Linked DNA regions of Homo sapiens: region 1 is linked to region 2. Evidence: chromatin loops called from intact Hi-C (ENCODE). Cell type or tissue: right lobe of liver. All regions are shown on one strand. Each heading gives the region's core, and the rest is flanking DNA. Links, peaks and the distances in the headings are about the cores only.

Evidence for each region. Peaks named below come from ENCODE experiments on the same cell type or tissue, not always from the same donor. Only the 100,000 strongest peaks of a DNase experiment are listed, where the experiment ranks them.
Region 1: it touches region 2 in a loop (2.0-fold over the local background); 32 of 110 quality-filtered maps call a loop at or near these places.

What each region holds. Positions count from the first base shown.
Region 1 is chr3:52,673,190-52,676,102 of GRCh38, forward strand. All of the region lies in intron 3 of PBRM1 (polybromo 1), which reads right to left. Among named protein-coding and RNA genes, the nearest start is that of PBRM1, 11 kb to the right of the region's middle. In right lobe of liver, for the core only: no CTCF peak of the experiment used is centred there; no DNase peak of the experiment used is centred there.
Region 2 is chr3:52,481,099-52,484,011 of GRCh38, forward strand. All of the region lies in intron 13 of NISCH (nischarin), which reads left to right. Among named protein-coding and RNA genes, the nearest start is that of STAB1, 13 kb to the right of the region's middle. In right lobe of liver, for the core only: a CTCF peak has its summit at 1,220 (motif pointing right); no DNase peak of the experiment used is centred there; H3K27ac peaks cover 2,374 bases.

The sequences.
Region 1 (2,913 bases), core at 324-2,823, 190 kb after region 2:
GTTGGCCAGGCTGGTCTCGAACTCCTGACCTCAAGTGATCCACCCGCCTCAGCCTCCCAAAGTGATGGGATTACAGGCATGAGCCACCGCGCCCAGCCATAAGAACTATTAATTTTTATACTGCCTATGTGAACCAGGTGTTAAAAAACAAAATGAAACAAAAAAATTAAATAATTTAAAAAACATGCTTCACTCTCGGCCAGGTGCAGTGGCTCATGCCTGTAATCCCAGCACTTTGGGAGGCTGAGGCGGGTGGATCACCTGAGGTCAGGAGTTCGAGACCTGCCTGGCCAATATGGCAAAACTCCGTCTCTACTAAAAGTACAAAAAAAATTAGCCAGGCATAGTGGTGTATGCCTGTAATCCCAGCTACTCGGGAGGCTGAGGCAGGACAATTGCTTGAACCCAGGAGGTGGAAGTTGCAGTGAGCCAAGACTGTGCCACTGCACTCCAGCCTGGGCAACAGAGTGGGACTCCATCTCAAAAAAAAAAAAAAAAAAAAAGCTTCTTTCTCAAGGAATTAGAGAAAAGAAGAGCAAACTAAACCCAAAGCTAGCAGTAGATAATAAATAGAAAGGAGGGCCAGTGCAGTAGTTCATGCCTATAATCCCAGCACTTTGGGAGGATGAGGTGGACAGATCACTTGAGGTCAAGAGTTTAAGACCAGCCTGGGCAACAAAGTGAAACCCTATCTCTACTAAAAATACAAAAATTAGCCAGGCATGGTGGCACACGCCTGTAATCCCAGCTACTTGGGAGGCTGAAGCATAAGAATCACTTGAACCTGGAAGGCAGAGGCTGCAATAAGCCATGATCACGCCACTGCACTCCAGCCTGGGCAACAGAGCAAGACACTGTCTCAAAAAAAAAATATATATATAGATATATATATAGAATGCAGATAAACGAAATTAGAGAATAGAAAAACAATTTTAAAAATTAAACAGTTGGTTTTTTTAAAAGATCAACAAAATTGGTAAACACTTAGCTAGATTAACTAAGAAAGAAAGAGCTGAGCACGGTGGCTCACGCCTGTAATGCCAGCACTTTGGAAGGCCAAGGTAGGCGGATCACCTAAGGTCGGGAGTTTGAGACCAGCCTGACCAACATAGAGAAACCCTGTCTCTACTAAAAATACAAAATTAGCTGGGCGTGGTGGCCCATGCCTGTAATCCCAGCTACTCGGGAAGCTGGGGCAGGAGAATCGCTTGAACCTGGGAAACGGAGGTTGTGGTGAGCCACAATCGAGATCGCACCACTGCACTCCAGCCTGGTGCGAAACTCCATCTCAAAAAAAAAAAAAAAAAAGAGAGAGAGAGGCTGGGTGTGGTGGCTCACACTTGTGATCCTAGCACTTCGGGAGGCCAAGGTAGGAGGATCACTTGAGCCCAGGAGTTTGAGACCAGCCTGGGCAACACAGGGAAACCCTGTCTCTACCAAAAAAAAAAAAAAAAATATATATATATATATATATATACACACACACACACACATATATCTCCTTACCTAACATTACATACGTTATTTTTTAATATGTATGTAGCGTTAGGTAAGAATCCAGCATATTTTTACATATATAAATAAAAAATACGTTATATATACAATATATATATTTTATGTGTTTACTATATACATACACACGTATATATAACATATATATTAGCCAGGTATGGTAGCATCAGGTGAGAGGACTGCTTGAGTCCGGGAGGTTGAGTCTGCACTGAACTGTGATTGCCACTGCACTCCAGCCTGGGTGCCAAAGCAAGATCCTGTCTCAAAAAAAGACAGAAAGGAGGAGGGAGGGAGGGAAGAAGTAAGGGAGAAAAGAGATGCAAATAACTAAAATCATAAAGAGGAGACATTACAACCAATGCCACAAAAATAAAAAGGATTATGAGAGTTCTAGGAAAACATGTATGCCAACAAATTAGATAAACTAGAAGAAATGGATAATTTCCTAGAAACACACAACCTACTAAAGACATACAAAGCCTGAGTAAACCTATAACTAGTAAGGAGACTGAATCAGTAATAAAAAATCTCCCACAAAGAAAATCCCTAGACTGATAGCTTCACTGATGAATTCTAACCAGACATTTCAAGAACTAACACACCAAGCCTTATGAAACTTTTCCAAAAAATTGAAGAGGCGAGGTCACGTCCTAACTTATTCTATGAAGCTAGCATTACTCTGATACCAAAGCCAGACAAAGATACTACAAGAAAACTACTGATCAATATCCCTTATGAATACTGATGCAAAATTTCTCAATAAAATATTAGCAAACTGAATTCAGCAGGATATTAAAAGGATTATATACCATAACCAGGTGGGATTTATTCCACAGTGAACAAGGTGTTGAAGTGGTGAAAGTGGGCATCTCTGTCTTGTTCGTGATCTTAGAGGAAAAGCTTTAAGTATTTTGCCACTGAATATGTTGTTCACAGTAATCAAAATGTGTGCTACTGGTATAAAAACAGACACAGGGACCAATGGAATAGAATGGAGCCTAGAAACGACCCTCACATACACGGTCAAGCAAATTTTGACAAAGGCGCCAAAACCATTCAATGAGAAAAGCACAGTCTTTTCAACAAACGATACCGGGAAAACTGGATACACACATATAAAGAATGAAGCGGGGGCCGGGCGCGGTGGCTCACGCCTGTAATCCCAGCACTTTGGGAGGCCGAGGCGGGCGGATCACGAGGTCAGGAGATCGAGACCATCCCGGCTAAAATGGTGAAACCCCGTCTCTACTAAAAATACAAAAAATTAGCCGGGCGTAGTGGCGGGCGCCTGTAGTCCCAGCTACTTGGGAGGCTGAGGCGGGAGAATGGCGTGAACCCGGGAGGCGGAGCTTGCAGTGAGCCGAGATCCCGCCACTGCACTCCAGCCTGGGCGACAGAGCG
Region 2 (2,913 bases), core at 219-2,718:
CCCTTGACCTGGTAACCCCACTGGTGGGGATTTTCTCTTAGAGGGATAAGATACCGGGAAGGGGAGGTGAAATGCTCACCACTGCCAAAACACGGGCTGCAACTGCAACATCGGAGGATGAGAGGGAGAGTCGGCTGTGGTGCAGAATGCTCAGCAGCCCTCCCAGCAGGGACAGGAAGACTGGGCAGGAAGAGGGGAGAAGCATTCAAGTTAAGGCAAAAGGCCCAACGCAGAGCAGCACACTGAGGTCACACCTGTGAGATGTGGAAGAGAATTCCTGAGCGTGGAGCGATGGGGTTAGGTGCCAGGATGATTGCCCATTTTGCTTCTGTCAGACTCTTGACTAAGGATTTCTGGTTGCATTTTATTACATAAAAGCCAGGGAGGTTATATCACGGTGAGAAAGCTTCCCTGACGCTGCCTCCTGTAGCGCAGCCAAGCGAGCCTGTGGAGGTACCATATGACTGTAGGCCTCTGGGGACAGGGAGCTGCATCTGCTTCTCAAGGCCAGGGACACAGCCATTTCTGCCAGCATCTGTTGATCAGTGAGTGAGTGAGTGGGCAGGTAGAGCAGGAGCCAGTGAAGAGCAGGCCCTGGATGGGTGGGGATGCACCATGTCCCCAGGCTGCAGCTGCAGGCAGCCCCCCACATTGTCGGAGAAGCCTCTGCACCAGCTCAGCCCCCTCCTCACTCCCCTTGTGCCCTGGGGACACTCTGCAGAGGGGCACTCTGCAGTCTGTCCCCGCCATCGCTGGACTTCTGGACATGGCCTCCAGATTTGCACCTCTTAAATAAAACTGCAGTGGATGTCTTTGTGTGCACCTCTCTTTCCTTTTGGTGAGAAACAGCAAAGATCGGACCCCTAAGGACTCTCCTGATGTCTCCGCTCTATCCGCTGAGTGCCCTTTCTGACCACTTGTTTGTACAGGCCACGGTCCAGGACGGGAGCAGATAGACTGTCCCTGTCCCTGTCCACATTTCCTTGGTCCAAACAGGGCTTGTGGGAGGTAGTGGCAAAAGGTGTTGGTCTTTTTCTCACTGATTTGGAGGCCTCCCCGTGTGTTTTTTCAGCCGCGTGTTCCTGGGTCTTGCCTGGATGGACAGGGTTTTTTAGCGCGTGGGAGCAGCTTTGCTGACCCATGCCTGTTGCTTCCAGCCTGATTCCCGAGAAGGGAGCCTGCTTGCGAAGGAACTGGCACTCGGGCCTGCCTGAAGGGGGCGCTGTCCAGACAACACCCAGCCTCCCGTCGTGGCAGGCGCTGTCGGAGCCATGGATGATTGTGACCAATAGGGGTGGTCGCCAGAGTTGATTGTCCAGCCAGGCCCAGGGGCTGAGAGGAGGCTGTGTGGAGAGGTGGTTAGGAGCCAGGGCTCGGTCAGCTGAGTTCGCATGCCAGCTTCCTAGCTGTGGGACCTCAAGCAACTTGTAGCCCCTCTGAAGCTGTTTTCTCAACTGTGAAGTGGACGCACCCTACTTCATTGATTCTAAGAGGCACGCATTTCCACCTTGTGACTTCTCTGAAACTGAGGTGCGTCTTTCAGTCAGTGGCGTCTCATAGTCGCTGTCAGCCAGCTGGTATTCGAGATGGAGTCGTGGAAAACCCGTGGACACCTTCCGCTAGGACCAAGATGGCGCCACCTGCCGCATCTTAGATTTGATGAAATGTGGTAAATAACGAGAGGCATGCATGAGCGAATGCTGGGGAGGCGCTTGGCACTACCCAGAGCTCCACAGAGGTGGTCGATGAGGGCTGCCCTTTCCCACATCCTTAGTAGGGGGTTCAAGATGACCCAGACTGTGCCCCTGGGGAGCTTGGAGCCATGCGGGAGGATGAGCCATGTGCTGGAGGAGAACAGGGTAGGATGGTGTGGGGCTTTTGTAGACTGTCTAGAGCAGAGAAGGTCTGCAGTGGAGGTGGTGTCTGAGGTGAATCTCGAAGGTGAATAGGAGTTGAACGTTAGCAGGCAGAGGGTGGATTGCAGGAGAGCAGCGGCCTGGGCAGGTGCCCAGCGTGGCCCATCAGGGTGCTTCATGCATGGCTGTGTGCTTGCCATCCTTCCTGCCTGCCTACCCCCTGCTGCTTCGCTTCGTGGGGGCGTTTGAGCTTGGGCCCACCTGCCTGCCTCGCTTGTGGGCAGAGGACCCAGGCTGTGTGAGTTGTCCTGTCCCGGGGAGCAGCTGAGCTGGTCGGGGGTCTCGACCTGTGGGGCTCAGAGGACTCGGGGTCATTTCACTGGGCTGTGGCGATGCTGGGCTGTGGAGGTAGGCCTAGGGCTCCTGTAGGCCTCAGTGAGACTGGCGGCCGATGCCCAGTGTTCACCCTGCTGGCGGCAGTCAGGAACATGTTCACAAAGGCTTTACCTTCAAGTGGTCTAGAGGTGATCTGAGGTGGAGTAACAGGTCCAGATAGGCTACGTTCATAAAACAGCTTCAGCGGGGTTTAGGAACACTGTGCATTTACGGGACGCAGTGGGTCAGAGTGCTGCTGTCCGTGGGAGGTGGCCCCAGGGCAGGTCAGTGGGCACGTCCTGTGGTAAGTGGGACTGTGGATGTGGGCTCAGGCTGGACTCAGCAGCCCTGCTGGATACCAAGGCCTGCAAGGGCTGGCCCCCTGGTGAATTGTCCCGTGCCCTGTGTATCTATGAGTCCTGCAGAGATGACAAATCAGGGGACGGGGTCATGTCTAGTCACCGTCTGGGAAAATGCTCCAGGAGTGAACACATTTCAGGCTCTTGATGGATGTACCTCCAAACTCTTCTCTGGATGGGTGGGCCAGCTTGCATGCCTGTGCCGGCCTCTGCCCAGCGAGGTCAGGGCCAGGCCACACAGTCAGTCTGACTTTGGCAGAAGTTGAGAGGCAACACTTGTCTCTTGTTTCAGCTTGCCTTTCTTTGTGTACTTCTGAGAGCGA